2 separate regions of the Mus musculus genome follow, and region 2 is linked to region 1. A link is a loop called in an ENCODE intact Hi-C map of the cell type or tissue named here. Cell type or tissue: left cerebral cortex. All regions are shown on one strand. Each heading gives the region's core, and the rest is flanking DNA. Links, peaks and the distances in the headings are about the cores only. Region 1 has its middle 150 kb from the start of Lhcgr. Region 2 overlaps Lhcgr (luteinizing hormone/choriogonadotropin receptor).

What was found. A loop is a pair of places that touch in the nucleus more often than their neighbours do. Peaks named below come from ENCODE experiments on the same cell type or tissue, not always from the same donor. Only the 100,000 strongest peaks of a DNase experiment are listed, where the experiment ranks them.
Region 2: it touches region 1 in a loop (2.2-fold over the local background); 5 of 42 quality-filtered maps call a loop at or near these places.

The regions. Positions count from the first base shown.
Region 1 is chr17:88,932,325-88,942,696 of GRCm38, forward strand. No RefSeq gene overlaps it. Among named protein-coding and RNA genes, the nearest start is that of Lhcgr, 150 kb to the left of the region's middle. In left cerebral cortex, for the core only: no CTCF peak of the experiment used is centred there; a DNase peak (open chromatin) is centred at 5,584.
Region 2 is chr17:88,761,276-88,771,647 of GRCm38, forward strand. Lhcgr (luteinizing hormone/choriogonadotropin receptor) reads right to left here. Exons shown (of 11, transcript NM_013582.3): 3 at 8,562-8,636; 4 at 5,978-6,052; 5 at 3,873-3,947; 6 at 3,707-3,784. Among named protein-coding and RNA genes, the nearest start is that of Lhcgr, 26 kb to the right of the region's middle. In left cerebral cortex, for the core only: CTCF peaks have their summits at 2,959 and 5,793 (motif pointing left); DNase peaks (open chromatin) are centred at 3,014 and 9,000.

The sequences.
Region 1 (10,372 bases), core at 1,467-9,466:
AGAAAAATGACGTAGCTTTTCATTGTCAAATAGTATAAAACAGACCACAAATTAGTGTTTGATCCAGTGTTTTTTTTGGGGGGGAGTTCTCTAAAAATGGTTAAACTTTGCTTATACATTAAATTATAAGTAAACAATTATACTTAATTATAGCATAATAATGGAAATATGTGCATTTTTCCCTTGAATTGACTTTTCATGCAAGTCATCCTGGATATGATATGGAGAGACCTGATCTTTTGGGTTCAGAATGCACCTTACAGAACTCAACTTAATTAACAGGCCAGTACCTAGCACCAGTTTCCAGGCTATCCCCGAAAAGGACCTGAGTATAGCACCAGTTTCCAGGCTATCCCCGAAAAGGACCTGAGTATAGCACCAGTTTCCAGGTTATTCCCCAACAAATCTGCATCTCTAGGTTAGAAGCCTAAACCTGACACTTCACCACCAATCAGGAGGAAAGCAGAAGTTAAGTTTATGGTTTGGCTTCCAGTACCAGCCAATTATATAAAAGGCCACAATGGTCCCCCCAATCAGATTGTACCAGGCTGGTTACCCCCTTCTTGCCTCTATAAATACTCGCCCAAAACTGGGCTTGGATCCCTTCCCATTCTCCTGGGTGAGAGACAGTGGTGCTCGAGCTTCATTCAAGCTCTATTTTGACTATAGAGACCCACATGTGATTGCATTGGAATTGGTTCCTTGGTGGTCTTTTTAGGGAGCATGAACATTTCCTGGCACAACAAATCTTACAAAAAAGATGGAGAGATTAAAGTAGTTTCTAGGGTATAAATTTTGAGAATATCTGGAAAGGTTTTTGTTACCCCTCCCCATGCAACAATTTTCCTACATGGGATTTCTTCTCTCTGGAATTTGCAAGGGTAGGGTAACCCCTTTAGAGCCCACTCCTACAACCATCTTCCAGAATTCCCCAGGTCAGGCCATATGCTATGGACAAATCTAACTAGTACCAAGCTGACAGGACCATTCCTTTACACGAGAGATTTTCACAGCAGCACTTTGAGAAAGAAGTCCTTGAACACTCCCCACCTTTCTCTCGATGGGTTACAGCTATCTGATTGATTTTAGACGTGTGGATTAACTATATACCCCAAAGTACTGTGATGGTGCTGGATTGGATACTTCTGCCTTTCCCATTCCCTGGCAAGTCTGGGGTTTCAGACACAAACCCCTGCTGCTAAAGTTATGGGTCAGAGCCTGAGACCTTGATTAGGCCACAAAGGGGCTGAGGTTAATTATGCCTAAAAGGGTCAGATCTCAGTTCTAACTTCTTCTTATGAGCTCACCAATTTCTCTTATTCTCAGGAGTCAGTTACGAATATCTCGGCTGCCACACTTAGAAGTGAGAGGGAGGAAGTAAATAGGAGACCTCATTTTGACCTGAACCTTGACTGAACCCAGCCTTTAATCAGAGCTCCCTGAAAATCATTCCTGAGTGACTATGAATAAACCAGCATGCTGGTCTCCACACTTCATTTGTTCCCCTTGAACACCTGTCTAGAACTTTCCTGATATGGGATGGGGTAATTACTGGCAAGATTAGGCCTTCCTTTAGCCTTTGACCACAACCTCATTGCAATCATATCTGTTCTCCTGTCTCAGCTAGTAAAGTAACCTCACTGAGCTGTTGCACAGACGACAGGCAGAGAATACTCTGAAGGGATGGAAGAAAGGCCAGCAGCTGAATAACTCCTGCAGTGTTGGGCAATAGGCTCTGGGGTCTTGGGAGTGCATGAGTGCATGTGGGGATTGAGACTGCGGCAATGTCAGCAGAAAATGGACAAAATACAAAATAAAGCAGCGAAAAGCATAAAAATGACGATCCAGTTCCTTTGTTTACAGTCCTTGACAACATCCCCATTACTTGCTCTCAGGATTCAGTTAAACCTTATTCATACAGAAGTCTTGGCCCAATGTAGAGTGTATCTCATGTCATGTCACACCTTGGCAAACATAGATAATTGTCTTAAGGAGAAAGACTCACCTTGGCTTGGGGGGTGTGTTCTAGTACAGGTTCATGCATGTGGGTCTGTGGTATGTGGTGTGAATCAGACCAGCATGGTGTATATTACTGAGTTTGGTATCATTGTGGTCAAATACTTTATAGTAGATCCTTTAGGAAGAGAATGTTGGTTTGCTGATGGCCCCTGGCTTTTTAACTCTCTGCAGTGGGAAAGGCATGCCAGAGTTTATGTTGGCAGTGGCTGTTCACATGGTCACACTGTTCATCTAGTGGAAGACCAGGATGCAGAAAGTGGCAAAACCTCGGCGGGGCTACCTTTTGACCTTCAAAGGCTTGTCTATAGCGACCCACTTCTATCAGTTGTGTTCTATTTTTTTAAGAGCCCCACAGCCTTCCAAAATATTGCCACGTAACTGGGAACAAGTATTCAAAACCTCTGGGAGCGCTTTCTCTTCCAAACTGCACCATGCAGCTGTGCTCATAGGCTCATAACTATTTCAGAAGGCAAACACATATTTAGTCTAACCTCAAAAGTTCCCAGTCTTATCAGTTCCAATACTATTCAAAACCCCAAAGGCCAAAGTATTTTCTGATACTGAAGGCAACCTCTTTTTTAAAATTAGGTATTTTCCTCATTTACATTTCCAATGCTATCCCAAAAGTCCCCCATACCCTCCCCCCACCCCCCTACCCACCCACTCCCACTTTTTGGCCCTGGCGTTCCCCTGTACTGGGGCATATAAAGTTTGTGTGTCCAATGGGCCTCTCCAGTGATGGCCGACTAGGCCATCTTTTGATACATATGCAGCTAGAGACAAGAGCTCCGGGGTACTGCTTAGTTCATACTGTTGTTCCACCTATAGGGTTGCAGACCCCTTCAGCTCCTTGGATACTTTCTCTAGCTCCTCCATTGGGGGCCCTGTGATCCATCCAATAGCTGACTGTGAGCATCCACTTATGTGTTTGAAGGCAACCTCTTAATATTAAGTCTCTATCAAATCAAAAAGAAAGTTACAAACTTCCAATGTACAAAGCACAAAGGCAAAATCTTTATTCCAAACAGAAGGACCAGGAAAGCATCAAGGTAAGACTGGACCAAAGCAAGACTGCAGCCTGGAAGGGCAATATCTGAGGCACAGGGTGTGTCATCAGTGGGCCCCAGTGGGCTCTGTCAGTCCTACCCCTATGGTGTTGTCATCTGAAATACATAGTGTCTTTCATAACTGGTTTCATTTTGTACCTGTTGGTTTCCTCAAGAATAGTTTCCACATTCCTGCATCTCCAACATCCTGGATTCGTTGGTGTCTGTTGCAACAATAGAGTTACCTTCACAGCCTCATGTATAGCCTGCTGAGACTTCCTGAGGGGATCTCTTACATATCACTTGACTCTGCAGGCTTTTCTCTGAAATATTAGTGAAATTCCCCTTATGGATTTTTCACTCATGGAAAAACCAGTGCCACGTGAAAATGCCAAGTTCTCCTGCTACCTTGAAAAGTAGCCACATTAAAATATTGATACCCACTGAGGATAAAGTATTCGACACATGATCATGTGACAGATATTTCCAATTGAAACTATAAAATGGCCAGATTGGAGCTATTTACACTCTGGCTTGGGGTCTTGTGATCTCTCAAAGGCACACCCCCAATGACAAGTCCCATCTTTTAAAGTTTTTCCAATAGTACCAGCCAAGGGCAAATTCTTTAGTCTATCCATTGATTTAATACACTGGTTTGGGGGCCTTTCTTACCTAGTTCCCAGGCACACTGACTCACAATTCCTTAGGCCAAGAGAATTTTACACTGGCTATCACCCTCAACATTACTTACATGTTTCTTCCATGAATGTTTACGTCAGCTGGTAGCCATCTTCTTATCCAATATGCACTCCCTTATCCTGGCAGTTCAGGGAAGTTCAGCAGATATCTAGGCTTAACTTATGGCTACTATTTCACATGTCAGTCATCTTACTTAAAGACTGGCTAATGGAAGAAAACTCTGTGATTTGTTAATTCATTAAATTGCTCCAGTTGCAGGATTTTCTCCCCTATTTTGAATTAAGCTAACCAGTATGGATATTTCACCCAGCGTTGTGTCTCCTCATACCTAATTTGTCAGTGTTCTTGCCTCTTATCAGGTTCCTTGGTCTCTGTGATTGTGTCTACGTATGCTTTTGGCCCATTTTACTTGTCTGGATTTTATCAAGATTTTATACCATGTCTCACAGTGTGGGGAGGACATTAGGACCTATAGCCATGTCCTAGCTTATTCTAGCAAGGCAGTCTACCACCCAGTTTCTGTTAACTGCCAATGGCTTATAGTGAGGTCTATCTTCATTTAATTTCCACTGCTGTGATAAAATAAAAACCCAACTTAGGGGGAAAAGTGTTTATTTTAGCTCAAAATAATTTACAGTCAGTCGATTGTTTCAGGAAATCAAGGCAGCAGGATCTTGAAGCAGCTAGTCACATAACATCACAGACAAGAGCCGAGAGCAGTGAATTACTACATGTCTGTGCGCAGTCTACTCTCTCCACCCCTACCTACACTGGTCAGAGCCCCCCATGCCTGTTAATGTAGTGAAGATAATTCCCACAGACATCTCACTCTTGCAGGCCAGTCCTGTCAAGGCAGTCCCTCCCTGAGAGTCTTGCCAGGTGGTTCTACGTTATATCAAACACAATCAAAACTCAGAGTCTAATTTGCCTCCTCATTGCTAATGCCTGGACCTTGTAAATATGCAAATGAACTCTTGCATTTCTTCATGGCTCTGATTCCCAAGTCCCTGATTCTTTCAAAGCTTTCTGGCCGACACTTGCTGGGCTTTCAGAAGCATGGTAGTCCTTATTTCTTAGGCAGGCCAGTATTCCCTAGTGACGGCTTTGCCTTTCAAGCTAGTTTTTCTGATACAGATTGAAAAGTCTGTTTTGAAATTCAAAAGCTGCAAATGAACTGGGTACTTTTTTCTCTTTATATTCTTGCTATAAAAGTAATTTCTTTTTTGAGCATCAAATAAATGCTCCTATTTTATAGGGGAGAGTCAAAACAGGGGGATATGAAGAGAAGTGGTTTTGTTTTTTTCCTAGCATTCTTCACTGTCAGGCTCAGACCAAGTACCACTGTGGAAATTACATGTGGAAGCCACTGATGTCTCTGTATAGAAGTGTAGGTGTATTCTCTGAACTCTAGGTCCATCATCTGAGCATCAGGTGAGATTTGGGACTGTCAGCCTGCTCACCACTCAACTCAAAACCTAAGCACTGATCTGGCAAACACACTTGTTCTACAGATTCCCATTAGTGGTTCAATAATCTGAGGAGACACAAGGCAGCAAGGAGCGTTCTAAAACATGCACTGAGTGACAAAGGGCCATAGCTGGCTCTTGGTTCTCTTTGATGAGTATGGTAATACAGGATCCGTGAGAGTTTGGATATTGCCATGGGAACTTGTGGTTCCAAATTCTTTTGTTCTTTACATAGATTTTGCATCCACGTGGGTAAAATAGAAAGATCATCTGCACTGCATTGGAATGTGGAAGCTTCCTTGCAAGAACCCACCCCCCCCCCACCCCCCGCCAGCATTTCCCTCAAACAAGGAGTAGCTGTAGTTCTGACACAGCACAGAGGGAGCTCTGTGTTGCCATGGTGAGGCAGAGGCTCTGAGAAGCCCTAGGCTGGTATATGCAGCACTGGGTCAGAAGTTCCCAGCGGAGCAGGCCAGCTCGACTGAGGAAAACAAATACATTAAACATAACAAGCTGGAAATTCTCTTTTGTCACCTTATCAGGTTGTCAGGGAATTTGCGTGTTTTTATAATTTGCAAAGCATATCTGAATCTTCCTTGTCAGAATTGATTATTTTGCGACTCTAACAGTAATGCACTCAGTCAGTCCCCTAAACTGTGGAGATTCCTGAGTTGAAAGCAGATGGCAAGATTTCATACTCATTTGGCTCCCAGGGAAGCCCGGCACATTGTTGCTGCTCTAGAGACAGAGGTAATGTCATTAGGGTCACTGTGTCAATTTATTCTTCTCAGAGAAGGACACAAGAGAAAAATGTAAATCAGGCTTAGCCAAATCTTTTCATGGTTCAGGCTGATGGCAGGGCATTGGCCCTGGAGCTTGATGTCCTGGAGAAAGCCTTCGTAAATGGATTTATCAGGCACAAGGGGGCTGTCAAGTCCAGTGATCCATTTACTTCACAGTAAGGAAGTCAAGGCCTAGAGAAGTGAACTGACTTGCTGAAATGACACAGCTGCCTGATGCCTGGTCGAAATGAAACACTGATTTGAGAAATTTCTTTTCATGTAAAACACACAAAGATCATAGCTAGAATGTAGGCCCTGACTTAGGAGAGTGGAGGTGTGAACTGGGGAGTCTGCATTTCTGCTATGTGCCCTTGGGATTTTTATGTTCAAGTTTCCTAGGTAGCACTGATTGTTTTTTTCTTCTTATTTAAATAAGTCAGGTAGCAGGAATCCTAAACTGAATTCCTTAGCGTTGAAGCTTTGGGGTAACGGGTAGGGAGACTTGCACTGGAACACTTTATGCAATTTTCTCACCTCTCTCCTTGCTCAGGGTTGAGTGTATAAACCATGTTAAAAAGTAGAAAATTAGCAAGAGATTTTTCAGTGGTCTCCTGGAGAGAGGAGAGGAATAAAGAGAGAGAGAGAAAGAGAGAGAGAGAGAGAGAGAGAGAGAGAGAGAGATAGATTATTCTAGGTATTGTCTAGTATGTCTAACTGGATTATTTCATTGCTGTAGTGGCTATTTAAAAAAAAATTAAAGTTATTTTGTGTGTATGCAGGAAGTGCTGTGTCATGCATTTGGAAGTAAGACGTCAACCCTCAGAGTCAGTTCTCGCCTTCCACTGTGTGGTACAGAAAACGAACTCGGTTCCCCGGGCTTCACAAGTGCCCTTGGCTCCTGGGCCTTCTTGAGAGCACCAGTGACCCCTTTACCAACTGTCTTCCAATCTCTGTAAGTTGAGGTGCAATGTGTAATGCAGGGGGTGCCTGGCTCTTGGAAATTAAAATAGGTTGCCCTATGAAATCCAAGTGATTATTGCTAGATGTTGACCATGGTTGGTTGGTTGTAAATTCGTCTCAGGGTTTGTTTAAGCATGTGTTTTGAATTTTCTTCTGAATGCATCATAAAGTCTTGCTGGTTCTCATGTTAATTAATGGGCTGATAAAATATTTAGCACATGTTCATTTTATATTTAATTTTTTTCAAGAGTTACACGTTGGTTTTTTTTTAAGCCATTCTTTAAAAGTAACTTTAATTATTTGGCTTATTTCTTCCCAAGGAGATAAGATCTACACTGCTCTTTAATTTGAAAATCCAAACATGTGGTACATTTACACGATGGAGTACTACTCAGCTATCAAAAACACTGAATTTATGAAATTCTTAGGCAAATGGATGGATCTAGAGGATATCATCCTGAGTGAGGTAACCCAATCACGAAAGAACACACATGATATGCACCCACTGATAAGTGGATTTTAGCCCAGAAACTTAAAACTACTCAAGATACAAGTTGCAAAACACATGAAACTCAAGAAGAAGGAAGACCAAAGTGTGGATACTTCATTCCTTCTTAGAATGGGGACAGAAAATACCCATGGAAGGAGTTACAGAGACAAAGTTCAGAGCTGAGACGGAAGGAAGGAACACCCAGAGACTGCCCCACCTGGGGATCCATCCCATAAACAATCCCAGTCACTATTGCATATGCCAGCAAGATTTTGCAGACAGAACCCTGATATAGCTGTCTCTTGTGAGGCTATGCCAGTGCCTGGCCAATACAGAAGTGGATGTTCACAGTCATCTATTGGATGGAACACAGGGCCCCCAATGAAGGAGGTAGAGAAAGTACCCAAGGAGCTGAAGGGGTCTGCAACCTTATAGGAGGAACAACAATATGAACTAACCAGTACCCCCAGAGCTTGTGTCTCTAGCTGCATATGTAGCAGAAGATGGCCTAGTCGGCCATCAATGGGAGGAGAGGCCCTTGGTCTTGTGAAGATCATATGCCCCAGTACAGGGGAATGCCTGGGCCAGGAAGCTGGAGTGGGTGGGTTGGGGAGCAGGGCGGGGGGAGTGTATAGGAGAATTTTGGGATACCATTTGAAATGTAAATGAAGAAAATATCTATTAAAAATTGTTTTTGAAAAAAAGTGAAAATCCAAACATTTAGTACTAGAGAATGTTGAGGAGCTTTTAAAGAATGCCGAGTTACAGAAATCTCAGGGAACTGCAGACATTTGCTCAGAGGCATGTGTCTAGGAGGGAGTGGATCAAGGGCACTTTCTATCCCTCATTTGTCCTCTTCATTCTTTGCAAGTTTAGATGACTCAAGTTTCACCATTAACCTAACTATGAATTGGCCAGTGATGGAGAACAGACATGAAAGGAGGGCCCGCAGAAGGGCTGCTGTTTGCCCACTTGAGGGCACATTCTGTGCAGGGGTCAGAGAACACATTAAGGCTTTTTGATATGTGTAAGCAGAGTTGATTCCAAGAGGTGTCTCTGTAGGTAAATGGTTCTGGCCACTGATTCACTCAGGCATGGCCTTGGGGACAATGGTGCTGATGATAAACCTTGGCAAGAACATGTTTTGAACTCAGAAACTCTGGTTTTAATTATGTTCTGTCACTGACAAAGTACACATATTTTGTGGAACTTTTTGACTTCCTTGGGATGAAAAAAATCCAAAGAACTTGGTAGCACAATCTTCCGGCATTGCAACTGAAAAGCACCACGCAGTTGCTAGCAACTATTCACCGAATAGTATTTCTACTTCCTTCTCTTTTTCTTTTTTGCTCCTTTAAAAAGAGAAACATCATTTATAGTCAACTTGACTTACTTAGAAGTGCGCCCATGCTCAATGGCCTTCATTGAATACTTAGGACCCCATTATTATTTGGGAACGATAGGGTTTCCAGAAATGGATACATCCCTACCCCTCGTTACAATGAATGACAGTTTAATTAATGAGAGGGTAGTAACAAATCAAAACACTGGGCCAGTCGGGTAAGAGTTTGGAGAACTGAGGTGTTAGAGGGGATTGGCACAGGCAACGGTGGGCATGGTGTGAACAGAAGTGAGGTGGTGGGAAAGTAGTTGGTATGTTGAGCAACAGACACAGACAACAAAAGCACTGGACAGGAAAACCTTAGATCAGTGGTTCTCAACCTGTGGGTCTCGACCCCTTTGGGGGTTGAACAACCCTTTCCCGGGTGTTACATATCAGATACCCTGCAGATATGATATTTAAATTATGATTCATAAGCTTAGCAAATTGAAGTTATGAAGTAGCAACAAAAATAATGTTAAAATTGTGGTCAACCCCATGTGAGGTACTATATTAAAGGGTCACAACATTAAGAATGTTGAGAACCGCTGCCTTAGATGATATACTAAGTAGCTGAGTTGGGTTTGGTAGAAAAGCAAGCAGCTATCCTGGGGGCTGGAAGGCTTGAGCGGAGAAACAAATCATGAGCTGTTCATGTTCCGTGCCTTCAGGAGGCCATCCTAGCTGCCCCCGAATTCCCTGTGATTGTCACAGAGGATGGACATCACTGGCCTCCACCAGACCCTTTCAGAACTGGCTTTGGAGGAGTGAGGAAGTTTCCTCATGGGAAGAGATGACATTTAAAATAGCCTCTGTCGCATATTCTTGCACATCATACTCCATTCTCAGACGGCCCCGCGCTTCTGATGCTGTGATTCAGTGTTATCTAGCTTTCCATCATCCGTTTTTACTACTATTTATTGTTTATTATTATCATCATCATTATTAATTTTTTGCTATCTGGGTTCTCAATTTGGTGAAAATGTATATGTTTTATTTACTGCTAAAAAGCTGGGCTTTGCTCTTCTAATCAATATTGTCATTTCTAGACAAACCTGTTTGTAGCGTAATTGCATATGAGGGTGGCGACAAACTTTTATTCAAAATGATGTGGTTTTAATGGACATGGGGCAGGTGTCATGTGATATGAACAGCTTCCTTATATGGAGAAATAACTTGCAAGAATTAGTACTAGCACAGGTGGACGATCATGACCGTATTCACATATCTGTTAGTTATTGAGGAGGGAGACACTGAGTGCCAAAGCAAGGGGGGATAGATAACATAGCCACCAGTCATGTGGAGGGGAAGATGAAAGGCTCGTTCTGGAGATGAAATGCAGAGTACAGCTGACAAATGATTCTGATGAGAGGAAGCCCAGGGCAGCTCACAGCACTGCCCGTGACTGCGATGAAAATGAAAATAAAAATAACAGATGCCCTTGCAGAGTCCTTTACATACACTATTTCATTTTTATCTTCACAGCAATCTGGAAAGGTCAATATTATGAATTTAATTTTATAGGTAAT
Region 2 (10,372 bases), core at 1,617-9,616, 170 kb before region 1:
CCTGGACTGCGTCTCCAGTGCACTCACTGGGTTGGCCTTAGTTCCCCTCTGTCAGGGCTACTGTCATGCATTTCTTGTTTTTATTTTTGAATAATCTGGGTCATGCTTGGTGGAATTTTCTGGACTGTGGCTCCCTGTTTCCCTTGCAGCAGCAAGTGCTCTCTCTTCTCAGTGTACTGTGTTCAGCAGTACACAAAGTCTTGCCTTGATTAAAAGAATAGATTCGTTGGTTTGGAGAACCTGCGGACATGAGTGGGAGGCGTCATGCTGTCAGGCTCGCACAGCGCCCTCGCCCTCACAGCCTTTGAAAACATCTGGAGAGTCGCTTCAGATAAGGAGGGGGGCTTCCTTGGAACAGAGATGAGACAAAGGTCTCCCTGCTTCTCTGTCACAGTGGCATCCCCACACTTGTAGGCATTGTCTGTTCAGATATCAGTAATTGCAAATCAAACAGAGAGGATGGCATCTTTTCATTCCAAGTAAGATTCAGGAGTTAGAAATTAATTACAGATGATGCTGTACTTCTAAATGTCACTACCCCCTTGAGTAATTCTGGGGTGCTGTACAGTGCTTCCGGGCTTATATTAACAATGTTAGACATTCTCTTGGATCATGTGGCCACCTAGCTTTTGGCTGATTTCAAAGAAGAGAAGAGAGATTATGTTTGTGGATAGACAACGCCTGGCATTTTAGGTCTCTGCTTGCTGGTGGAAGACGTGTACACAACTTTCCTCCTTCCCTTCCTGTTTTTCTTTCTATTAAACCAAATGAGCATAGGAAAGCATCCTAAAGTGGGATACCACACTTACCCTTTGTCTCCTATATGGCTGGGGTTCCTTTAGCTGAGTAAGTCATTGTAGACAAAGTTCATTTTCAGCACGTGTCCTGGCAGGGGTTGTGTGGGTACCTGCTGCTGTCTGACTCACGTGTGCTGCTGTGAACCTGATTGTTATAATCTGGGTTCTCGGTTTCTATGATTCTCCCAGGCTCTGAGCTGCCTGAGCTGCCTGTCTTTCAGCAGGCCCGATCTGTTTGCATGCTCCCCTACCTCAGTCAAGTGCATGTCAAGTTACGTGACTTTACCATATGCCACGTTAAAGAAGATGGCAGGTTTCATAAAGAGAGGTGACAGTAATGGATTCTAATGTGGCAGATACAGTTTTGAGAAATCCACATTTCAAGTAATACTTAAAAAAAAAAACAGGCAGAGAGAACAAGGGAGAGCATGCAGGAGAAACGACGACAGCAAAGGAAGCCTCATTTAAAATGAGAAGTATTGGTTAGTAAGTACAGAAAAATGATGAGATGGACGCATAATCACTGTGTAATTCTCTTTGTCAGTCTTAAGAAACAACAGGTGCTAAAGGTTTGGCCAATGGCATGTCACAACTCAAAGAATCAATACGGTTGACTTGGGAAGAACAAAAAGAACGTACATATGATAGATCACTCTTAAGCAGTGGCCGAGTGCTGAGACAGTGTGACAAGATGTACTGCTTGGTTGATGACATGGCCCCCACAGTGCTCCTGTGGCAATATTTGGGCTGAATCTAGTCCCAGCAATGCAGGCAGATGAACTCAGACAACTTGCTTGAGCTCCTTGAGGGATCCAGAACTGAGCATAGCAGAACAAAGCAGAGGGACCTCCCAGGAGGAGAGGAGGCATGGAAGGGAAATGCATGAATGGAATCCTAAACTAATTTACTTCTCCAGTTTCTGTCCTGACTTCCCTCATAGCCTGACCGTGATTGGGATGTGTAAGTCAAATAAACTTCTTCCTTCCCGAGTTATGGCGTTTCACAGCAATACAAAGCAAAGTAGAATACCCGGGAAGGGAAAAGCTCAAATGAGGAATTGCCTAGATCAGACCCGTCTGTGGGCACATTTATGGGGCATTGTCTTGACTGATGATTGATATGAGAGGGCAATGCCCATTGTTGGCAGCACCATCCCGAAACCTGGGCTGAGGAAGAAAGCTGGTGGGGCACAGGCCTGGGAATGAGCCAGAGAATAAGTCATCACACTTCATCCCTCCATCTCTGTTGCTTTGAGTTCCCTTAGTAAAAGACTGATAACAGGAAGTGTAAGAAAATAAACCGTCCTCCCCCCGCCCCATTGCTTTTGCTCAGAGTGTTTTGTCACTAGAACAGCATTAACAAAACCCAAACTGCTGGAGATGGTCTCACCCAACTGACTTGCTCCGGGTTGTTAGTTTGAAGTGTTAATTGTGGATAATTGTGGCAATTGTGATAACTATGTGGTTGACATAGTGTGAGGGTACTTATATCTGTGAAAGGAGGCGTCACTAATCCCACTGAATAGAGATGGGGCCTGGGCTCAACCGGACTGACACTGCTTGGTTGGCTGTGTTTGGATCTGAGACTAACACTGAGGTGTCCAGTTGCCTTTGTACTGTGGTGTGTCATGGGTGCCGTCATAAATCTGGTCATATTTTACAGGATCTTAGGAAAAACAATTGGCATGACCTTCTCCTAACCTGAGGAGTTCAAGTGATGGTCAAGGCTGTTTGTTTTGTGTGATTGGCTGAACCCATCAGCATCCAGATTATTTTAAAAGTTGCACAGCTAAGTGCTGCTCCCTGGGGGGCAGGTTGAGTGGGTTGGGACATGTCAAGGTGGCCTCTTGAGATGTAATGAAAAGCCACAGTGGCTGTGAAGGGACATACAAGAATAATGCATAGTTTTAACCTTATCCCCTCAGAGCCTTTCCTGTACCACGAGAGGTGTTTTGTTTTCATTAAATGAGCTCACAGTTGGTAAAGATCTGGGTGGAGGTGGGCCAGACTGGTTCCATCAAGAGCAAAATCACAAATCCAGCTAATAATGAAAAGAGAAGGCTTGCTTTCATTATTTTCTAATTAAGGAGTTGAACTGTATAGCTGGGAAAATAAGGCTTTCCTCAGCAAGTATAATACCCTTTATCCAGCAGGGTGCTCCACATGACCCTTCACTTACACAAGGGCCCATTCAACTGAGAACAAGTGCTGAGCAAATGACTAATCACACCCCTGTGAGATGCAGGGCCGAGAACTGGGAGGGACATGGAACACAATGGCCCAAGAGCACTCTGGGCAGAGCGGAGTCTGGGGTTCCCATTAGCTTCAGAGGAGGGGCAATTACACCCTACTGGTGTGCACTGTTTCTCTTACAATCACATCCAACACCAGGCAATAGCCCTGCGAAACCAATACTACGCAGCTCTTTTGCATACATGCAGAATCCTGTCCATGGGAAAGGCTCTCTAGGAGCTCACAGTTCCCCATGAACTGTCCCAACATGTCTTGAAGGTCTACACCCTCCCACTCCTGTTTGGCTCCATCTCCATTAAATTCCCATACCCAATGAGGGGGTAATTCTTGATTCCTCATTAAGTTTAGGTCTAAATTGCTAGCAGTTTTATATTTTGATCTTTGAATAAAGGTCCAGCCTCCAAGAGTTACCCTTGAGCAGGAAGAACTTCACCCACAGGATGTCAATGTTGCCCATCCTCCGGACCCAGCAGTTTGTTGTCATGCTAGCATATGGCCCAGCAGCTGTCCCATACAACTTCCACAGTCAGCAGTCTAGATTAAGTCATCAGAGACTAAGGGATGTGGTGAATCACAGAGCCTAACGCTGACCTCAGACTAGAAGTGAGAGTTGCAGCAGCTTGTGTGGCAGAGCAAGAATCCAGAGGTTGTACTCACAGCGTGATGGACTCATTATTCATCCCTTGGAAAGCGTTCCCTGGTATGGTGGTTATGTATAAGTTATCACAGATTTCCCTTGGGGAAAGAAATGAGAAATATTTACTTCCCAAATTTTAGATGCAAATAGGAAATGGTTACGCATAGCAATCAGCCTGATACTTACAGAATGAAATTAAATTCAGAGGAAGAGATCTTCGAAACATCTGGGAGGGTCCGGATGCCTGTGTTACAGATGCTCCTGCGATTCAGGGCAGGGTGGTGATGCGGGCAGAGAGTATAAGCGATTATCGTTACGTTATGAATACAGAGGAGAACAGGAAGGCACTTGGCAGACACCGCTTTCACATGAAACTTTAGAATATTGCATTTGGCTTTCTGAGTTACACTTTTAGCTGGTGAAGACCATCAGAACTGAAAGGGCTCCATGGCTAGGAGAGGTCCCCGTAAGGGCTCCTCTTTAGAGGTTTAGGGCTGAGACCGTGCTTCTGGGTGTTTTGGCTTTGCATTTCCAGTCAGTCTTCCTTTAAAGCCATTGCATTTTCCTGTTGGATTGCAGTTCATTCCCTCCTGATAACGACTGTGCTCCATACTACAGATAGTTCCAGAAAGGAACTTTCTCCTTTTGGGCAGGTTTTAACTCAATCGTTGCAGGAAGATTAATGTTTTGAGAAACCTATACCCTTCATTATTAGAAACTTTACTTATCTACTTTGTGGTTCAGGAAGTTCTTCCTAGTATCTCATTGAAACCATTGAACATTCTTTTTTGTGGATGGAGACACTCAAGGCTTCTGCTTCTTATTTAACCTCTAAAGGAGAGAGCAACTCATGTGACAGTTGAAATTGAAGAACACTTCGTTATAAGAGTGAGACTCTGTCAGAGGCATGCAGGCTCTGGACTTCTGCCAGTGGAGTTTTAAGCCCAGTAGACATGTGCTCTAGACAACTGATAGGAGCTACCTGGCTCTCTGATGACAATGACCCCCAGCAGGTTTCTCTCTGGGCTTGATCATCTCCATGTTACTGTTAATTCATAGGAATGAATATGGTACAGGGATAAAGGTGTTCAGAGTCAATTCCTGCCTTGTCTACACTAGGGTTAGCAGGAGGTTCAGAATGTAGTCTGGACTTGAATTGGGGAGTCCCACATTTTGGGATTAAATGCTATTTATGAAAGTCAATTGGCTAATAAGAGGCCGTGCTGGTCAAATTTGGGTCTGGGTTATCCTTAATGCCTTCTAAAGTGGTGGATGTTTATGTGTCCAAGGTATCTTGGAGGTTGGGAAACATCTTGGGTTTACAATTATCCATAGAGAATTATATACGACAGCTAGCTGCAGCTTCTGCATGGCTCCTTGGAACAAGACTGACTGTGTAGATCATAACAGACAGGCCCTTTCTCTCTGCATGGCTCCTCGGAACAAGACTGGCTGTATGCGTCATCACAGACAGGCCCCTTCCTCATCCCCTCTTTCTTTTTTCATTTTGTTTAGATGGTGGTGAAAGTGGTACTCCCCTGGGGATTCCTGAAACTTAGTTTACCAAGAAGTAGAGAGAAGGGTGTCTCTGTGAGGAGGGTGTAAACTTTTCTGTGTGGTAGGGATGACTTGCTACGGGGGAAGACTCACTGCCAACACAGCTAAGACTGTAGTGAATTTTAGGAATCCTACATTGCTGGTAGGGCTGGTTGCTGTCAGACTATGGTGGGACTCCATTTGTCATGCTAGCCAGTAACCTTGGTATATTTAATTATGAAACCCACTGCAAAGGGGACAGTGCTCTCCTCTGGTGTGTGGGGCAGAGGGGATGTGGGGAGCCCCTTATATGTGTATAAAAACTCCCAGAATAGTAAAAACAAGGAGTACTGATTACATTTAAACCAGAAGGCTAACAAGGAGAGACAGGCAAACACAGTATTGACTATTGGTCCAAAACCTTTTTCAGGGTGCTGCAGAGATGGCTCAGTGGTGAGTAGTTAAGAATGCCTGCTGCTCTCGGAGGTGACCAGAGTTCAGTTCCCAGGACCCACACAGCAGCTCACGACTGCCTGTAACTTAAGCTCCAGAGCGTCCTGCGCCCTCTGCTGTCCATTGTGGGCACTCCACGCCTGTACAAACCTACACACACACACACACACACTAAAAACGTGGAAACAAAATCTTATAAACAAATCCCCCCAAATGACTTTCAACATTTTGATCACATTCAGTTTCACAGATGCCCATCTCCCCTCTCCCCCAAGATGTTTATAAAGGAACATTTTCCTCACAGGTATTTTAACCGAGGGAGGTTTGTAAAAGCACCGGGTTCAATGTATAGCAGGTTTTTGGTGTTCTGGATCAGTCTGTGAAGAGAGAAGGGGGGATGGGCAGTGGTTTAGTAGATGTCTGGATACACAGCACTGGTCACCAGGCACTATTGACTAAAATCCCACCAATGATATTAACTACGTTTAATGCCTAATACAAGTTCCTGGGATGCTGGGCTATCCTGAGGACCCAGCTAGCTATTTCCAAGAGGCTGTGCCTTCCCTCCCAAGATGACAGGCGTAGGCATCTTAGCTGGGAGTTTATATGTGAGTATCTTTACTTCTGTTCCTCCACACCAGATAACACCAAGGTCCAGTGCTCCTGGCCAAGTAGAGCTTGCCCACTATGGAGCCTGCACACTGGTCATGATGGGAGGTGATGTTCCCAGGAGAATGAACAAATAAATATGGCTCTTGGAGGCAAATCAGGTCTGTTCATACTGAGTTGGTAAGCACACTAAGAAGTTATCCAGATAGGTACACATCCAGAATAGCACAGGACAGATGCCTTGGGATTCAGATTGCTGGAACCTTATGTTCATTCTGTAGATGATTTTCTATGTATGACTCCCATCCTCCTATCTTCCCTTGGAAGACGATGACTACGACGATGATGATGATGACGATGATGATAATACCCTCTGCCATTACTTTTCCAACCATCTAATGGTTTATTTTCTCTCCCTTCTGGTTTCCTTTACAATAATCCACCAAATAGTGTAGGTTCTGGTGAATAAATGCGACTGGTTTACACTAAAGTCTCTGCCAATGTTGATGGTGAAAGTTGAATGACTTATCATTCATTTGAAGAGTAACAGGACTCGAATGGGATCTAGTTTTTCCGATTCCAAGTATAACACTCATACTATAGTGACTATTGACGCTTGGAACATGGACATAAGGTTGGAGTCTTTAGATGTGAGTTACTCTGTGGTAGTGATCTTCTAATAACTGAATCAAGTGATCATCAGTCAGACAAGCGAGAGGTTGTCTCCGAGGACTAACCATAGAACATTTACTCATACAGTCACACATTCTATCAACATTTATTGTCTATTCGTATCAAGCACTTGCCCTAGCTATGCAAGATACCACCATGGACAAGGCATAGAGACTGAATGAGGCTTCCATGCACGTCTCTGGGCCTCCTTTAAAAGCCCACAAACATCCTCAGGAGAGGGCTTTACTTTCTTCTCAGTTGATGTCTTTCTTTGTTTATCACTTGCTGGCCTGATGATGTTTCAGCATTATCTGGGAAGCCTGTGAATATTGCAGAATTTTAGGTTTGGGACTGCACAGTCATCTACCAAAGAATGAACCCTGTGTACAAAGCACAGTAAGTCCAGACAATTTCTTTGAAATTTAATTACCCATTGTTTGGCTTTTTCTGTAATTGTTTGGTGAATTACTCTCAATTCTATGGCTATCCTGTCATGTCCTGTTGGATATTTGTATTTCAACTTCTCTGTGTTCCAGCAGCTCTTAGGCCAAGACATGCAATAGATTAGGTACTCCTGTGCTTATTAATTAATCAATCAGCTTAGATAGTTACTCACTGGACCATTGATGGAGTCCTTCTAGTGTAATGGAAAACACACAAGCTTTAGAGAAAGATGGGGTTGGAGTTTAATCTCAGCCCAGCCAGTGTCTAAAGTATCCACACACTCTCCCAGCTTCCATTCTGTTCTCTGGACAAAATGGTAATGGTCTAACTATGGTGGGCAGCCATGAAAGCAGAGATACAACTTAGAGGAAATGCCAAGCAGTAGAGAGGACAAGCATTCTATGTACACCCTTTCCTTCCTTTCAACTTGCCTACAGGGGAATCTGAGGGTCCTGCAGGAAGCCTTGGTGGGAGCCCTCTGTGGTGGCATATGAAGTCTGGTTTGTAAGTCATGTGACCTAGTGTCTAGTCTAGCTCTGATACTAACCTGCTGTATAACCTCAGGCAAGTGAGTTACTAATGTAGGCTCATCACTTGGAAGCTGAAGTCTTTCTTGAGTTGGGCATGTCTGTGTATGATCATTTGGAAACATGTACTTTTGAGACTAAATCTAACAATAATAACACCAATAAAGTCCAATGAGCCGACTCTTCACAGGCTTAACACAAGGCTTGTCATGGTTACTATTAACATAGCACTTACTTGAAAGAATGACTGGGCCTGAACAGCCCCTGATGAGCCAACTCAAGATCTCTAAGCTCCCTTCAAACTTCCCACCTACTCTAAGTATTCCATACCCCTTCCCCAACCCCCATGAGGCAAGAACTACTTGGCAGGACTTCACAATGTCAATTTTAATTTCCAGCATTGTGTTGTTGATGTTTCAGAGTTTACACAGTTCCTAGGGAAAAGCAGTTGTCACCATAGCAACTCTCAGACCACAGCAGGGACAGAGATTAGTTCCTGCCCAGACCTAGTAATTGTTGCCGTCTTTGCCTCTTGGATTCCTAGCTTTGGATGCTTGAACAGAAATACCAAGTGGGCTCCCAGCAGCCAGGATAATAGTGTACAGCAATAAGCTATCTGTTAGCTGATGCTTACATTTCAGACAGATTGAGGAGGTTGTCAAAGGCATTAGCTTCTATCCTTTCCAGGGAATCACTCTGAGAGATTTCACTAGGGAAGATGGAAAAAAAAAAAACCACATGAGAGACATGAATATTTCCTTGTGATAATGATGTGTGTGTGTGCATGTGTGTGTGTGTCTTGTGTCCTCTGAGAAGGAACAGGAATGTAGAATTTGTTCCTACATCAGTAAAGGCTAACAGTTCCCTATAAGAATATAAATGGATATCTACAACTCTAGTGCAATTAAAATATAAGTTTCGGTTGTACCCATTCATATAAAAGTCTGTTCTCTTGGTTGTTTGAATCACACATTGTTAGAAGTGCATAGGATCTTTTAAAAAAATGTCTGGTCAGGTTCTCTTGCTTGACAGCTCCGGAAAGCAATATGCTAATTACACGATGGTGCTAGGCTACAATTGAGATCTCTGAGGTGCCCACGCATCACTTCAGTAAGGCTTTACTTTGCATTGAATTAGCTGCTTCATAACTTAACTCTTGATTTCTCAAAACCCATTTCTGAGATTCTTTCAAGGTAGTTGCAGTATGGATGGCGGAATCACGTTATGGATTCTGAACATCGTTTTCCTCTAGTTTCTCAGTCTGGAAACAAATTGACAACTAGAAATCCCTTCTACTCTCATCTGAGTCCTGGTGGCTTCATAGCGCTTGGTACACAGCTACAGATTGAATGAATAAGGAGGCAAGTGGACTACTGGCTAAATTTATTTCTTAAGAAAGGCAGAAAAGTAAATGAACCAGTTTTGGCATAGATCAAACCCAGGCATGGTGGTAATGTCAAAATTCCCACAAAAGCTGCCATTTGCTGGCAGGTGAGGAAAGAGTCTCCGATACACAAGTGTGGTTCTGTGCATCCCTAAGGTTAACGCTCACAGAAGGCATCAGACGCCAAGAAAGCTTCAGCTCACAGAAAGGCAGCGCCTAAGGCAACAGTCTTGTCATGGATGGCTCCTGGGCTGTTTCATCCATATCTGATAGCCTGCTTATTTAACTGCTCCTGCTTTTCGTAGGAGGTCTCAATGCATTAAAAGTTACGAACACCCAGAACATCTAAACATCAAAGCCGAAGCGCTCAAACACAAACCCATAGTGAGCTTCCTGTAACCACGCTGTTATTGAGGACTTTTTTTAAAAAAAGATTTATTTTATGTGTTGTGTGTATTTCTCTCTGTGTATGTGAATGTGTGTGAAGATACCCTCAGAGGCCAGAAGATGGCATTGGACCCCCTGGAGCTGAAGTTACAGGCAGCCACAGAATGTGACGCTGGGAACTGAACTCCACAGCCAGAGCTGGAAGTACGTTTGATAATGATAATATTTGTAATGGTATCATTGCTTGCTAATACCTTAAGGGACAGCAGAGGTCTCCTCTGCTCCTCACAGAGCCAAATGGTCAGTACAATTTTTCTAGGGCGTGTGAATCTGCTTTGACAGTCATTTAGATTGTTTAGTGATGGCCCACTGGTGGGGAGGAACTGGCCATCGGCTGAGCCTATTGGACTCAGGCTAATGTTAATAGGGATGATACAGCATTCTCTCTCCTAGAGGCGTCTATCTGAGTATTATGAAGTCTACAAGGGTCTGGAAGCTGAGACCCAGGAACAAGAGGCCCTCAGAGGAACCGAGATCATACAGCATCACTGGGCCACTTCACACTTTTGGTTCACGCTGTTTATCAGCACAGCTAGAAAAGCTGAGCTTTTTTCCTGTCCTCATTCTATTTTACATGCAATGATTATCTTACAATGCACAATAAACTTTTAACA